Regions from separate parts of the Homo sapiens genome. Here regions 1 and 3 are each linked to region 2. The links are chromatin contacts, found by Hi-C or POLR2A ChIA-PET in ENCODE. All regions are on one chromosome and are shown on one strand. Each heading gives the region's core, a stretch centred on a gene start or an enhancer-like site at or near the end of the contact. The rest is flanking DNA. Distances are from core to core; before and after follow the strand shown. Region 1 overlaps APBB2 (amyloid beta precursor protein binding family B member 2). Region 2 holds the start of LINC02265 (long intergenic non-protein coding RNA 2265). Region 3 holds the start of UGDH (UDP-glucose 6-dehydrogenase).

Region 1 (4,744 bases), core at 1,150-3,649, 530 kb after region 2:
GGGATTACAGGCGTGAGCCACCATGCCTGGCAAAAGCAGGCTCTATTTTAAAAAATAGCCAGAACTACTTATTCTCTCCCTAAATCTCTCCTGTGCAACTCTCGTAGTGTAAGTGGAATTTGCTTATGTGTTTACCTCTCTTCCAAAAGGCATCTACAGACCTCTTAGCTGTGACTCAGGCTAACTTTTCAAAGTCCCTTTCACAGCAGCACCAGCAGGTGGTACCTAGAGTATTTCCATGATAGGACATCTCGTTTCTTTAATAAATCAGCCTGTTCTGTTGGTGGAAAGCTCCAGTGAATAATATATATATGTCTTCTTAAAACATTTTTATATACTATTTTTCACTTTATTATTTTGAGACAGGGTCTCACTCTGTCGGCCAGGCTGGAGTGCAGTGGTGCAATCAAAGCTCATTGTAGCCTCGACCTCCTAGACTCAAGCGATCCTCCCGTCTCAGCCTCCCAAGTAGCTGGGACTACAGGCATGTGCCACCACACCTGGCTCAAAATATATTTTTTCTAAATGATGAACGCAACCTTGCCTCCCTGTAACTTCTGCTTGTAGGATCTAGTTTTGCTTTCTGGAGTGGCACAGAACAAGTTGACCTTGTCAGCTGCACCAGAGCCCATGTAACTGGCAGGAACTCACCTGTCCTTTTCTGTTAAGAGTCACATTACACTCAATCTCTCACCAATTCTCTGTTGTTGGGATTCCTTACCAAGTATCCACAATTTGATAACATCTTTCACATCAATCACAGTTGCTCAGGTCAAATACATGGCATGTTTTATTGAGGGAATTTGTGAAGGCTGGCACATGATAGGCATTCAATAAATGGTAGGTACCATATTATAAATGAGGAAAAAGAAGTCAAACAAAAAGCCTACTTTGAAATACTGTCTCCTTATCCATGAGGGATTTTTCTTTTTTCTTTTTTTTTTTTGAGGTGGAGTCTCGCTCTGTTGCCCAGGCTGGAGTGCAGTGGTGCCATCTCGGCTCACTGCAACCTCTGCCTCCCAGGTTCAAGAAATTCTCCTGCCTCAGCCTCCCGAGTAGCTGGGATTACAAGCGTGTGACACCATGCCTGGCTAATTTTTATATTTTTAGTAGAGACGGGGCTTCGCCATGTTGGCCAGGGTGGTCTCGAATTCCTGACCTCAGGTGATCCGCCCACCTCGGACTCCCAAAGTGCTGGGATTACAGGCATGAGCCATTGCGCCTGGCCCCACGAGGGGTGTTTTTTAATAAATATTTGCACTCATATGAATTATACTAAGACTTGCTAAAATGTACCCAGTGACCCTTCCCTCCCAGCTTATCTTTCTATTGATGCTATTGCAAAGGGCAGGTCCCATCTGCAAATAAGGATAAGACAGCAGCAAACGGATTGGATCCAAACATCGCACTTCTGGCACTTTAGGACAAAGGGCTTTCTCTCCTCTTTGTTTCACCTGTGCAGGGCCTAGCATGAGATCCAAAATAGAATTCAAAAGGTAAGCCCACATGAGAACACGGTGTAATTATAGGGTTCCTGGGCTATACAAAAATGTGGGTTGTTGACAGTCTGTACAAGGTCTGGAGGAAGAATGAGTCCTGTTTTCAAGACTGGATGCTTTTATTTTCTGACTGCACTTTGAAAAAATCTTGTTTTGAGAGTGGGAGGAATCAGGAAGCGAAAGTACGTAAGAAACTTCATCTTTCCAGATGGCCAATCCAGAATGACCCCCCGCAAAACACACACATGTAAGACTCTGGTTTTCTGTTCTTTTTAACCCAATGTCACATGTATCACATGCAGGCATCACTAATTTCACAAAGTTCAGGCTCTCGCTTGGTAAGCTTAACTTACTTTCTCCTTCTTTGCAAGCTTAAAAAGATGCTAAGTTTTTTAGCCTCCGAAAGGAGTATCCCAGGTACTCGTCACCTGGGTAAACACACAGGCTTAGCAGGGAATTCTTCACCAGGCACGCTCATGAGACACAGTGTGTAAATAGCAGATCTGAAATTCTACCACCTGCAATTATCGAGGTGGCTTGGGCAAACTAGAATCTGTAGCCCTCTCTAGAACAGGGTCCTGGTGTTAATATTCAGAGCAACTGCCTCCCAGCGAGGACACTCACATAAACAAGGAGGATAGGAACTAGCGAACACCTGAAAATGTCCTCCCCATTGACTCTGATGGGACTGGCTGTTATTTTACATGAAGGAGCTCACATCCACATGCACAGCCCTCATCCTCCAGAACTTTCCACCACCTGCCCCCGCCAGGGTCTCCTCAAAGTGATTTAAAAAGTCAGTGAAACCTGCAAATTCTCCTAATCACACTCTCTGGAAGACCAGCCCTGCAGGTGTCACCGCCCACTCTATGCTGTCTCTCCCTCTTAACCACTGGACTATGACAGCAGCACATCACAGGGGAAAACAGCCACCAGCAGAGGGCAGTCACAACACCAGTGTGGCAGGAAATACCAGCTGAGGACTCATCACTTCCAGCTCCCAACCAGGCAGGGAGGTTACATGACACCAACTCCGACACAAAGAGGAGATCTGCCTTCGTGTCTCTCCGCTTTGCCCAGCAGGAACCACCATCATTCATTCAAGGAGAATTATCTCCAAATTCCCTTATTCCATCAAAAGTGGAGTTTTTATTAAGTGGTAGAGCTATGGAATCATGGAGCTTAAAGTCCCCAATCAATCAAACGGGCAGGCGGACATGCAGAGCATTGGAAAAACACAACTGAGGTCAAAATCTCTTGTTTCATAGGTATGTCTTTTCTGTGGTTCTATCCTTCTTGTGGTGGAGAGGGAGGACCATATATTTTGGCTAATAATTGACACTGAAACTGAATCAGTGCTTCTGGCTAGGCTAGTAGCCTAGTGCCAACCCTTACCAATCAAATTCTAGAGAATATGTAATATAAGCACTAATATTATTTATTTATTTATTTATTTATTTAGAGACAGAGTATCCCTCTGTCACCCTGGCTGGAATGCAGTGGTGCCATCTTGGCTCACCGCAACCACTGCCTCCCAGGTTCAAGTGGTTCTCCTGCCTAGGCCTCCCAAGTAGCTGTGATTACAGGTGCCCACCACCACGCCTAGCTAATTTTTTGTATTCTTAGTAGAAATGAGATTTTGCCATGTTGGCCAGGCTGGTCTTGAACTCCTGACCTCGAGTGATCCACCTACCTCGGCCTCCCAAAGTGTTAGGATTACAGGCGTGAGCCACCACGCCCGGCCATGATATTAATTTTTCCAGAAGCATGAAAAGCCTCCTTCTACAACATGGCACATAACCTATTTCCATCACATTCACTCCCTGCCACACTGATGAGATTTTTCTCAGTCGTTAGTGAGTGACCACATTGGTGTTAGACTTAATCACTCAGCCCATCACCTTCCACAACCAGGGTCAAACACAGTAGAGAATGAGGAACGCAGATGCAATTCCAGACTCTGTTTTAAATGCTGGTGATAAGAGGCGAAACAAAACAAAACAAAACAAAAGTTCTGCCTTTCAAAGACAAGGATGGTTGTGAGGATGGCAATGCGACATGAAGAAAGCAAGTGAGCTTTGCCAGACACGTTAAGACACCACGAAGGGGGGAGAAGTGAAAATCGGCCGGTTACCTCTCTCTGAATCCGGGAAGGCGTGAGGGAACAGAGCAGAAACAACACGTTAGCATTCACACGGCATCCCGCCAATAACACAGCCCCGTTAACAGCGAGTCTGAGCACTGACAGCTCATCTAATTTCCCAACTCTGCAGCAATTAATAGGCTTTCCGTGCTTATTTTAGGTCAACTGTATCACCCAGAAGTGTGTATTTTGAGCCACATTATGATGAAGCCAAGAGATGCCAGCTGAATTTACAGAGGCAACATATCAACTGGGGGAGGTAATCAAGCTTAAAATATCACAGTCAAATACAGGAAACTGTTTGCAGTAAACACTGGCAGAGGACGTGTCTTCATTTTCCAGTTCCACCTGCTCCCAATAAAAAACATACAGAAACAACGGCATGGACATAGCCTTACCTGTTTTACCGACATTCCTGACACTCTATTAACAGAGCCACATCACTGGAATCCAGGCACTTTTCCTGAGATGCATCCTTACAGGGCAACAGGGAGGGAGGGAGGCAGCACAGGTCAAGGGCGGGTGGGAAGTGGGAGAGACAGGAGATGACAGCTCAATGGGGGAGAGATCAGAGACGTCCCAGGAAAGAGAGGAATGGAACGGAGAGAGGAACACAGTGCAAGTCTGGTTGGGGCCACACTCTTGGAGTTCCCTCCCTGAGCTACCCAGAGCTGTCCTGAGCTGCCTGGGACCCTAATGAAGTCACTTAATCCCCTGACCCATGGTGCTCACACCATTCCTTTCTGGCATTGTCACAGCCGATTTGCATGCACCGTACACAGAGCAACTAGACCGAAGAGCATGGAGCACTGGATAGATAACGAGGAGGAAAGGAAGAAACCCAATGTTTACAGAAACCCGTTCTCTCGGGCACTCTATGGCCAGGGTCATGGAGCGGCCAGCAGGGCCCTGCAGGGATGGAGCTAAAATCATGGCATGAAACGCCAAGTGCACCAGACAGTGAACCACAAAGTCATTAAGTGGAAAGGAAGAGCTGCTCACCCTGAGGCGGAACAATGACCATGGCACACTAGTAAGTGGAGCAAAAACAAAGCCAAGCTGTTTTTATAAAACAAGCATGGTCTTATAAAAACAACAAAAT
Region 2 (4,260 bases), core at 1-2,500:
TACGATTTAGTATTATAGCAACTTTTTTTAAAAAGCAGAAGTGCTAAGAAAAGTTAAGGAACTCAACAAAGCTTGCATCGCTAGGAAGTAAAAAGCCAGAATTTTGATTTAAATCTAATGACCTATGTTTATTCCATATTATGCAGCCTCTTGGATGCTCTAATGCTGGCCTAATCAGGAGAAAGAGGCAAATGAGATCACGGTCAAAACTGCTGGGGAAGTCAGGTGCAGTGGCTCACGCCTGTAAACCCAGCACTTTGGGAGGCTGAGGAAGGAGAATCACTTGAGCCCAGGAGGTCAAGGCTGCAGTGAGCTATGATTGCACCACTGCACTCCAGCCTGGGTGACAGCGTGAAACCCTGTCTCAAACAAACAAGCAAAAACTACCAGGATTGAAAATATCTGAGTGAGGAAGATGGTTTGTAATGGAGGCAAGCTAGCAAGAAAAGAATGTGGGGGAGGGGTTCTATACCTGCATCAGATCATCTGAGGGCCCACAGTGCAGCTCCGTGGGCTCTGAGGGATTGTGTAAGAGGCAGCTGGCAGATATGCATGGGGTGGGCTGATCTGGCAAAAAGACGAGATAAATCTGAAAAATACATTTTACAGTGCTCTTTACACTGAAGAATCTTGCAGAGTAACTGGTAGATATGATAAGGGATAGAGAAGGAATTACTGCTTAATAGCTAGCCAGACACTGGCATTAAGGTTTCTGCATATTTAAATGGGTGTGCTTTTCCCATCCCTGACAGATTCTTTTGTTTTCCCCTACGTCCTTAGGTTCCTCTTTTATACAAATGGCCTCTATGTCCATTCACACTGTTCTGCAAGATCAAAGGAGAAAATAATTCCCAAAGCAATGTTCTGGGACACTGAGGGTCATCAAACATCAAGTGAAATTTGATCAACTTGCATTTTTATGTATTATCTCTTACCTTTTGCATCTTCAGAAAGGCAGTTTATCTTTATTTTCATTTAGTGGTAAAATATTTTCTAATAGCATCAGTGAAATCCTGTTGAAAGTCAATGGCCAGCTTTTTAGACATAAGACAAATGAGAGTTCTGTTGGGCACAACAGAACTGCTAACAGGTCTTTCACTATATTTCTTTCTCTCTCAGCCATTGATGGGTGTCTGACACCTCCAAACTCCCTCTATGCTGGGCTGATTAGAAGTGGAGGAGTTGTCTAAGATGCAACTGTTTGAACTTCAGCGGTGGAAGGTTGGGCAGCTGGGCCCCAGGTGTGTGCATTCAGACTGTAGCAGGAGTGATGCCCTCTCCCCGTGGTCCATCAAGCTCTATCTATAAGATGAGTCTCAGGAGACTGAGTACCAACCTCTAGACAGGAGCAGGGAGGGATATAAAATAGAAATGTTGACAAGGCAAAGAGAATGATGCCCCCAAGGCCACTGTGGTTCTACAGACTTATGTTTGTGCTCGAGTTAGAGCAGGATGAGGTTGGAAATGAAGCTTACAGAGTTACAAGGGACGGCGGTAGTTCCAGAAAGGACAGGGTCATCTGGTTTTTGGAAGGCATCTTGGAGATTTCATCGTACGTAAGCCATCCAGAGCTAGTATGTGGGCTGCATGATGTTGGGGACTTGCTTTCCTCCTGTCTTTTTGCTCTACTGTTCTCGATACAGAACTTCTCCCTGTGAGGTCCGATGGTAGTTAGGGAGCAATGGTGCTAATAGGAGGCTTTGTTAATGAGAACAGGGATGCCTGCTAGATTTGGGGTTAGAAAGGAAAACAAAGAAATGTGATGAGGTCCTAGTGTCGTTGGCAGCTGGCAAATTCATTACATCATCAAGCTCTCTGACTTAAGTCTCTTGCCTACCTTGCGCTGGTTAAAACGAAAATGTAGCCCTCAGCGCCGCAGAAAACAATTCTCCAGGGCTGTGACCATGGGGTGCCAGGGAGGAAGTGAAACTAATTGGGCAAAGACTCTTCCTGTCTGTCCATTCCTCTGTGTGGCCCTCTGGTAGAAGCAAGGATTTATGCATGTTGGGCTAGATATGAGTGAAAAAGGGGAAACATGGTCTGAAGGAGGACTTTGGGGTCAGGAATAGTCTAAAGTTTAGCAATTTTCTTTTGCTTTAGGAATCGCTCTTTGACCTCATTTTTTTTTTCTTTTTAAGTGAAGTTTCCAAGCAGAAAAGGCAGTATTTGCCAAGTGCTACAATTCACTCTAAGCTGATTGGGTTCTGAACACGAAGGCCCTTTTTACTCTCACAATCATTTAAAAACAGTAGTAGTAAGTGGGGTGTTTTCGCACTAATTTACAGGTTCCTCATTTGTTGCTATGATGACCCCCTGAGGCCGGAATTGTTATCCTCTTACAGATGGGGCAGTTGAAGCTCAGAGAGAAGTGGCTTGACCAAGGCCCAACGGCAGGTGAGCAGCAGAGTCTAGGGTTTTATCTTTCTATCACACCTGTCACCGTGGTGCCCGGGGATGAGCAGTCACTTCAGATAAACGTTGAGGTTTCTGTTACCAGCCGTCCTCCGGGCCCAGTGTGATTAGTCTACTTTGCTCAGCTTCCTGTAGGTGTGTTGTGATACTCTGTAGATACTTTATTTCCTCTTCTCCCCTAGTTCGTCCAGAAATACAAACTGTTGAATTTCTTTATCATCATTTTAGAAGTGATAAACATTCCCAAAAGGTATGTTATTTCTGCCATGGAGTTGGCAGTCTTTATTCATGCAGAATGCATTCTGGAGTGTTTTGTTTTAGTGAAAAGAAGACATTCTTAGAAATTGAAGACAAAGAGGAGAGGAAGTGAGCCCGCAGGGGGCATGTTCCCATGGGATTGGGAGTCAGGCATCTTTAGGTATCTCTGCTCCCTTCTCCTCGGGAGAAAGCAAGGACCACTGCCTTCTAAGTCAAGCAGACCTTGGTTCAAATCCCAGCTCTGGCGAAAATTCTTGAGGAAGATATTTAACCTCTCTGAGCCTCAGTTTCCTCATCTAGAAAATGGGGAGAATAATATCACTTTCTTCATTGGGTCATTGGGGGGAATTTAATGAAGTAATGCAACATTTTTCCAAGTGTGATATACATCCTATAGGTGATAGATGATTTTCTGGTGATATAGATATTCTAATGTAATAATTATAACATACACACACCAGCACACCAAAATCATCATTTCACAGGTCTGATTGCTTAGGGTGTGGCTAGGTAAGAAGCATATATAACCCACATTAAAGACTATTTTAATACAATGTTAAATGTGTGATAGAGATGGCATCAGTGGACTAGAGAGGGGGAACGACCATCACCAGGAATCCCTGAAGGAATGTGTATGAAAGTGGGCCCTGCCCACTTTGGTTGAAGTCTTCCACCCTGGTTGACTTTGGACAAAGGAAACCAGGCAGATCCAGGTTGGATGGGAAGGCTGGCTCTCCCTGAGACCTGAAGCCAGGGGCCCTGTGAAGAGTCCCTGTTAATTTCATCTTGCGCTGCTGCCCTCTGGTGTTCACGCGCTGTTCCCAGTGTCTTGAGAGCAAGTCAAAGCCGAGCCAGTGCGATTTAGAGCGTGAGCGCGACCCTGTCTGGCCCTTCTCCCACTTCTTTGTTTCCCTGCTTTCAGGGACTTTCCGAGTCCCATCAATCCCACCACCTTGGCCTATCCTCCCCCAAGTGTCACTTCCTCCTGCAGCCTAGTCGCAACTCCCCTTCCCCCAAACTCCTTACTAATCAGCAGAGGATGCTCTGGTTCTCAGGTGTGAACAACAAATGAGCTTAGTTTACTGAGGGGACATTTGTTTTAAAAGAGAAACCAGTTTAACAAAACAAAAACTCAAGTCAGCAGGAAGTGAAGTGGCTATATTTTTGAAATGAGGGTCTTTCCTTGTCTCCCAAGCTTCCTCTACAGAATGGAACCTGCTCTTTAAGCAGGCAGCCACATCCCGGGAATGAAATCCTTCAAAGGGAATGAATTGCCTTTCTTCCCAGCCAATTCTACAAGAAACTTTCAAATAGTTTCACTTTCTGTGTTCGAACATAATACTTATAACTGAGAACCCCAAATATAAGTGGTTTTTGTTAAATCACTGGATATAATAAAGGCTGGGTGTGATGGCTCATGCCTGCAATCCCAGCACATTGGGAGGCCGAGGTGGGTGGATCACTTGAGGCCAGGAGTTCGAGACCAGCCTAGTCAACATGGTGAAAGCCCATCTCTACCAAAAATACAAAAATTAGCCAGGCCTGGTGGCAGGTACCCATAGTCCCAGCTACTCGGGAGGCTGAGGCAAG
Region 3 (4,892 bases), core at 316-2,815, 780 kb before region 2:
TGTTTCCTTATTAAATGGGTTATTTTGAAATGAGTTTTTACCTCTGTATTTTGGGAGAGTCACAACAAACCAAACCGTTCCAAAACTACTCTTCATGTAAAATTTCATAAATTCAAATAAACATTCCAACCCAGAAGGGGTCACTAACAAATAACAAATGCCCTACTACAATCTAAACGGAATATAATCCTTCTAGCCCCAGCTCTCTACAGCATATTTTGCATAGGTACCCAGGAGCTAACGATGGGCATTATAGTTGGATACATCAGCTTCACACATTTTAATCATTTCCAGAAATTAAACAGTAAAAGATGCCTGACCAGAGAAAAATATTTAATCAGTAAGAAAGCCGGTATTAATTTTATGTCTAAGGGTTATCATGTAAAGCTGTGGAAGTAAACAAGAAGGAAGATGGATTATGCTTATCCAGTTATAGATTTTGTTAGAAAAAGGAGTACAGCAACGGGAGAAGAAATGAGATCTTTTCAATCAGGGTTGTCTACCCCTTACCTTAAACTGGATCCTGGCCACTAATAAGCACATCTCAGAGCAGACAGTCAGCTCTTTCATTTCCAGAACCCCCCTGAAGAAAGACTACTGTTCTCCATTTCTTAAGGGATTTGAAGAAACTCAAAGGCTCACTGTGTCTTTGAGGTCTGTCGATAGACAGCTACTGCTCTGTATGCCCATGAATAGATCCCTACCAGCGAACCCCTCTTTTCTCTATACTAGAATTCCTAACCCTACTAAGTTATCTTCCTATATATTTATAGGACGTATAATTTTTCAAGATCTCACACAAACATGGTCTCCCGAGGCACCCAGGAAAGGCCTTCCCCGACATCAAACAGAGCAATTCTGTGGTGTAGGGGGCCAACAATGGATTCCAGGACATCCCGGACAGATATCACGGCAGTCTTAGTATTTTGCTCTCAAGAGGGCTTTCTGGCTTCGTTTCTCTTTGGTTTCTTAAGAGGGGCGGCATGAGAAAAGCAGGAGCCCCTCAGGTGAGCAGACTCTTAAACACAAACAAAAGACTACGACTCTGCGGCCAAAATGAGGTCCCCAACGAGAGAACCGCTTCCTGTGGTGGGCGTTCGGCTTTGGAGGCGGCAGGGAAATCTCATCCAAGTCAGGAAAGTGGGTAAAGGCAGAAAGAGAAGGGGCTGGAAGACTCACGAGTCTTGAATAAGAAGCCCAGACGACCACATCCCCAGGACAGCAGTTCCAAAATGCGGTTCCCGCCCTAAGCCCCAAAGAGACGAAGGTCGTGAGACGGGAAGCCCGGGACCCAGCGCAGCGAGCGACCGGGAGCAGCGCGCACACCCCAGCCCCGCTCCCTCCACATCCCGCCCAGACCTGGGAGCATCCCGCCCGGGCGGCGGGGCCAGCCTGGGAGCGGCGCTTACCCACTTCCCAGCAGCAAGCGCAGGGACCGCTCCTATCCCGATCGTTCGGACAGCACCTTCCTACGGGCCGCGCCGCCGCAGCTTCTCCACCCGCGCCCCGCTCGATCTGAGCTCCCTCTCGGCGCACGCCCCTCCCTCAGGCTGCCACGCGTTACACTCTGAGTCCCGGGCCTGAGCCCGTATTTAAAGGCTTTTGCCTGCGAAGGCGGAGGCTTCATTCCCCCGCAGCCAGGCCCTCCTGGATTCTGCCCTCAGCTGCTTCCTAGCTCCCCCTCCCGCTACACAAGGCCCAGGGCCAGGTCCCTATTTCCTTCACGGCTCAGGGGCGGGGAGACTGGGGCTGGTCCTGGCTGGGAGGGCCTGCCCCGCCCCTGGCCTAGCTGGGCAAATCCGCTTTGGCCAGCTCAGCGGCTCCGCCCCTACCGCGAGCGGCGCTGGGCGGGGCTGCGTGCGTGGCGTGTCCGCTGGACCAGGGGACGGGGGCGCGCCGCAGGTGTAGGAGCTTTGCGCGCCTACCTGGCGGTCGTGGGTCGAGGAGGGGTCAAGAATTGTTGTCTAGCAGCCCTCTCCCCGCTGCCCTGTCCTGGCCGAGGCAAAGGCCGCGTGCGCTCCGCGTCTGCCAGGCTTTAGGGCTGCGCGGACACTGGGTGGGTGGTGGGCCGAGGCGACCGGAAGGTCCTGGCCGCCTTTCCGGTCTCCTCAGCACCCTGGAGCGCCGCCCTCGGGTTTCGGTCTCCTGGATCTGCGGGTCGGTCTCGGCGGGCGGATTACTCCTCGCCCACAACCTCGAGGCCCCGGGGTCAACCGCGCCCTCCGGGCCGGCAACCCAGGGTTTAGTCAGATTCCTCCTGACCCACCGCTTCTGGGAAAGAGGCGCCTCCCGTCAGGAGGATGCTGAGTTCCTCATGACTGGACCAGTGAGTGTCCACTCCCTGGTCCCTGGCGAGAGAGGCGGGACCCCCACGCCCTCCTGGCGCTCTTTGCAGAGATGTTCCTCAGGCCCAATCCGGGATTTGGGATGTCTGTGCGTGCTGTGGAGCAGAGAGTTTGCAACATGTAAGTGCCGTGCGTGAGGAAGAGTAAAATTAACCTATGGAGCCTGCTCATTTTTAATGTGGAGGGCAGTTCCGTTCCTTTCTTTCGCCGCTTCGAGGTCATTTTAACACTCAAATCTAACATATAAGAAAAAAAGCCAGGCATAATCATGGCCTTTTATTTCCCTCATTAAGGATTACATCAGGTGACATAAGCCATTTTAACATACATCATGAAGAAAGTGATTAGTAATTTATAAAGGCACATTAAAATACCATATAAATTACGGTTTTCTTGATAGGATCATGATGGTGACTTTAAGAAAGTGGTTGAATGTGGATGAAACAGTTTGCTGTGGATTGTAGCACGTGTGGCAGGATATGTAGGCTTGTTGGTTGGTTGTTTTGAGACGGAGTCTCCCTCTTGTCGCCGAGGCTGGAGTGCAGTGGTGCGATCTCGGCTCACCTCAACCTCCTCCTTCCAGATTCAAACGATTCTCCTGCCTCAGCCTCCCGAGTAGCTGGGATTACAGGCGCCCACAACCATGCCCGGCTAATTTTTATATTTTTAATAGAGACCGGGTTTTGCTATGTTGACCAGGCTGGTCTCAAACTCCTGACCTCAGGTGATCCGCCCGTCTCGGCCTCCCAAAGTGCTGGGATTACAGGTGTGAGCCACTGTGCCTGGCCAGTATATGTAGGCTTTCTGCATTCTATGCAGTTCAGTTCATTCATCCAACAAATATTTAATGCCTGTTGTGTGTCAGACGTTATCCTAAAGACTGAAGATGCAAAAGGGATTAAGACTCAATTCCTTTGGCCAGGCACGGTGGTTTACGCCTGTAATCCCAGCACTTTGGGAGGCCATAGCGGGCGGATCACCTGAGGTCAGGAGTTCCAGACCAGCCTGGCCAACATGGTGAAACCCCGGCTCCACTAAAAATACAAAAAGTTAGCCGGGTGAGGCGGTGGGCACCTGTAATCCCAGCTGCTCAGGAGGCTCCCTGTTGCAGTGAGCCGAGATCACACCACTGCCCTGCAGCCTGGGGAACAGAACGAGACACTGTCTCAGAAAAATAACCAAACAAAAAAGACTCATTTCCTTCTTGCAAAGCTCACAGGTTGGGTAGAAGAGATATGTAAACAAGTAATTGCACTAGATATGACAAGTACATCTTTTTGAACATACATAGATTTAAGTTATCTAATACAGTTTGCTTTGTAATAAAAACCACTTATCTTAGTCCCTTCATTTTGAATTCAACATTTTTCTATTTAGTATTCACCTCACATTCTTTTTTAGTATTTTGGTAGAATCAGACTCTTCAAAACGGTTAATAGGATTTCAGAAATTAAGTCAATTTTCAGTGCCAGCTAGAATGGACCTTTGGATTTAGGACAGAGGTTCTCCAAATGTGAGCTGGGGACTGTAGACAATCTCCGAGGTTCTTTCTGGGATCCATGAGGTCAAAAAGTTTTCATGTGTTACTTGCTTTTTTCACTCTTGTTCTCTCAGAAGTGTACAATGAAGTTTTGTGGAGACTATAATGTGCTATCAAAGCAAATAGAATTAAGCTGTTTTTTAAGTCAGATATTAGAGATTTACAAAAATGTAAAACAATGCCAATCTTATCTTTTGTTTTTAAAATATAGTAATTTTTCATTAAAATATGATATTTATGTTAACATGTAATGGGCTTATTGTCAATTTTAAGGAATTAATCTTTTATATATAATTTATCAGTTTTCATTTCTAATATGGTAAATACCAATAGTTACAATCCACATGAAAAAAACTTCTTTGAGTCTTCAATTTTTAAACATGCCAAGGGGTCTTGATACTACAAACTTTGAGAACTGCCAAGGTAGGCTAGTTATTTTCAAATTATGTTTCATGGAGCCCTGAATCCTCTGGTAGTGTGTCAGAAATCTGTGAGGATAGAGAATCAGTAGGAAGTTAAAGACAAGGCTCTGGGTTCCCACATCTCCCCGTCTTCTCTAATGGCAGTTCAATTTTTCTCTGTTTATCTGGTTTTTTGTTTTTTGCTTTTTGTTTTTTTTTTCTTGAGACGGAGTCTCGCTCTGTCATCCAGGCTGGAATGCAGTGGTGCAATCTTAGCTCACTGCAACCTCCACCTCCCAGGTTCAAAAGATTCTCCTGCTTAGGCCTCCCAAATAGCTGGGACTACAGGTGCGCACCACCACATCACGCTAATTTTTGTGTTTTTAGTAGAGACAGGGTTTTGCCATGTTGGCCGGGCTGGTCTCAAACTCCTGACTTCAGGTGATCCACCTGCCTTGGCTTCCCAAAGTGCTGGGATTACAGGCATGAGCCATCATGCCTGGCCTGTTTATCTGCTTTTTGTATCAATTAGGTGGAGACTCTCAAACTTCAATTCTTGACTACTGTGTACCTACAGGCTCAACACCAAGTGGAAGCTGCCAAGGC

Evidence for each region. Hi-C counts contacts between places; a loop is a spot of excess contacts on that map. ChIA-PET counts read pairs that join two places held with the same protein, here RNA polymerase II (POLR2A). Pooled maps may share reads with other maps.
Region 1: a pooled map shows a loop between it and region 2 (4-fold over the local background). The contact joins the enhancer-like site here to the promoter of LINC02265 in region 2. A Hi-C loop is called at or near these places in 7 of 37 single-sample maps with no recorded cell type and 10 of 50 pooled maps.
Region 3: a loop to region 2 is called in a map of OCI-LY7, with 2.0 times the contacts of the local background. The contact joins the promoter of UGDH here to the promoter of LINC02265 in region 2. A Hi-C loop is called at or near these places in 3 of 168 maps with a recorded cell type or tissue (OCI-LY7, endothelial cell of umbilical vein and naive thymus-derived CD4-positive, alpha-beta T cell), 1 of 37 single-sample maps with no recorded cell type and 11 of 50 pooled maps. POLR2A ChIA-PET finds 5 or more read pairs at or near these places in 1 of 52 experiments (GM12878).

The regions. Positions count from the first base shown.
Region 1 is chr4:40,838,737-40,843,480 of GRCh38, forward strand. All of the region lies in intron 12 of APBB2 (amyloid beta precursor protein binding family B member 2), which reads right to left. Among named protein-coding and RNA genes, the nearest start is that of NSUN7, 91 kb to the left of the region's middle. RefSeq lists enhancers at 1,853-1,942, 1,963-2,062, 2,214-2,715. Within about 2 kb of position 2,400, at least 7 of the 41 ENCODE cell types and tissues checked have a DNase peak (open chromatin) inside an H3K27ac peak, as active enhancers do.
Region 2 is chr4:40,305,935-40,310,194 of GRCh38, forward strand. It overlaps LINC02265 (long intergenic non-protein coding RNA 2265), which reads left to right and starts at 1,251. Exons shown (of 4, transcript NR_121641.1): 1 at 1,251-1,552; 2 at 2,343-2,394. RefSeq lists enhancers at 1,671-1,720, 2,291-2,420, 3,425-4,063, 3,994-4,260, 4,064-4,260 and a silencer at 3,358-3,652.
Region 3 is chr4:39,525,874-39,530,765 of GRCh38, forward strand. UGDH (UDP-glucose 6-dehydrogenase) reads right to left here and starts at 1,566. Exons shown (of 12, transcript NM_003359.4): 1 at 1,410-1,566. It overlaps UGDH-AS1 (UGDH antisense RNA 1), which reads left to right and starts at 1,966. Exons shown (of 5, transcript NR_047679.1): 1 at 1,966-2,465. RefSeq lists silencers at 1,281-1,460, 1,711-2,010 and an enhancer at 2,391-2,450.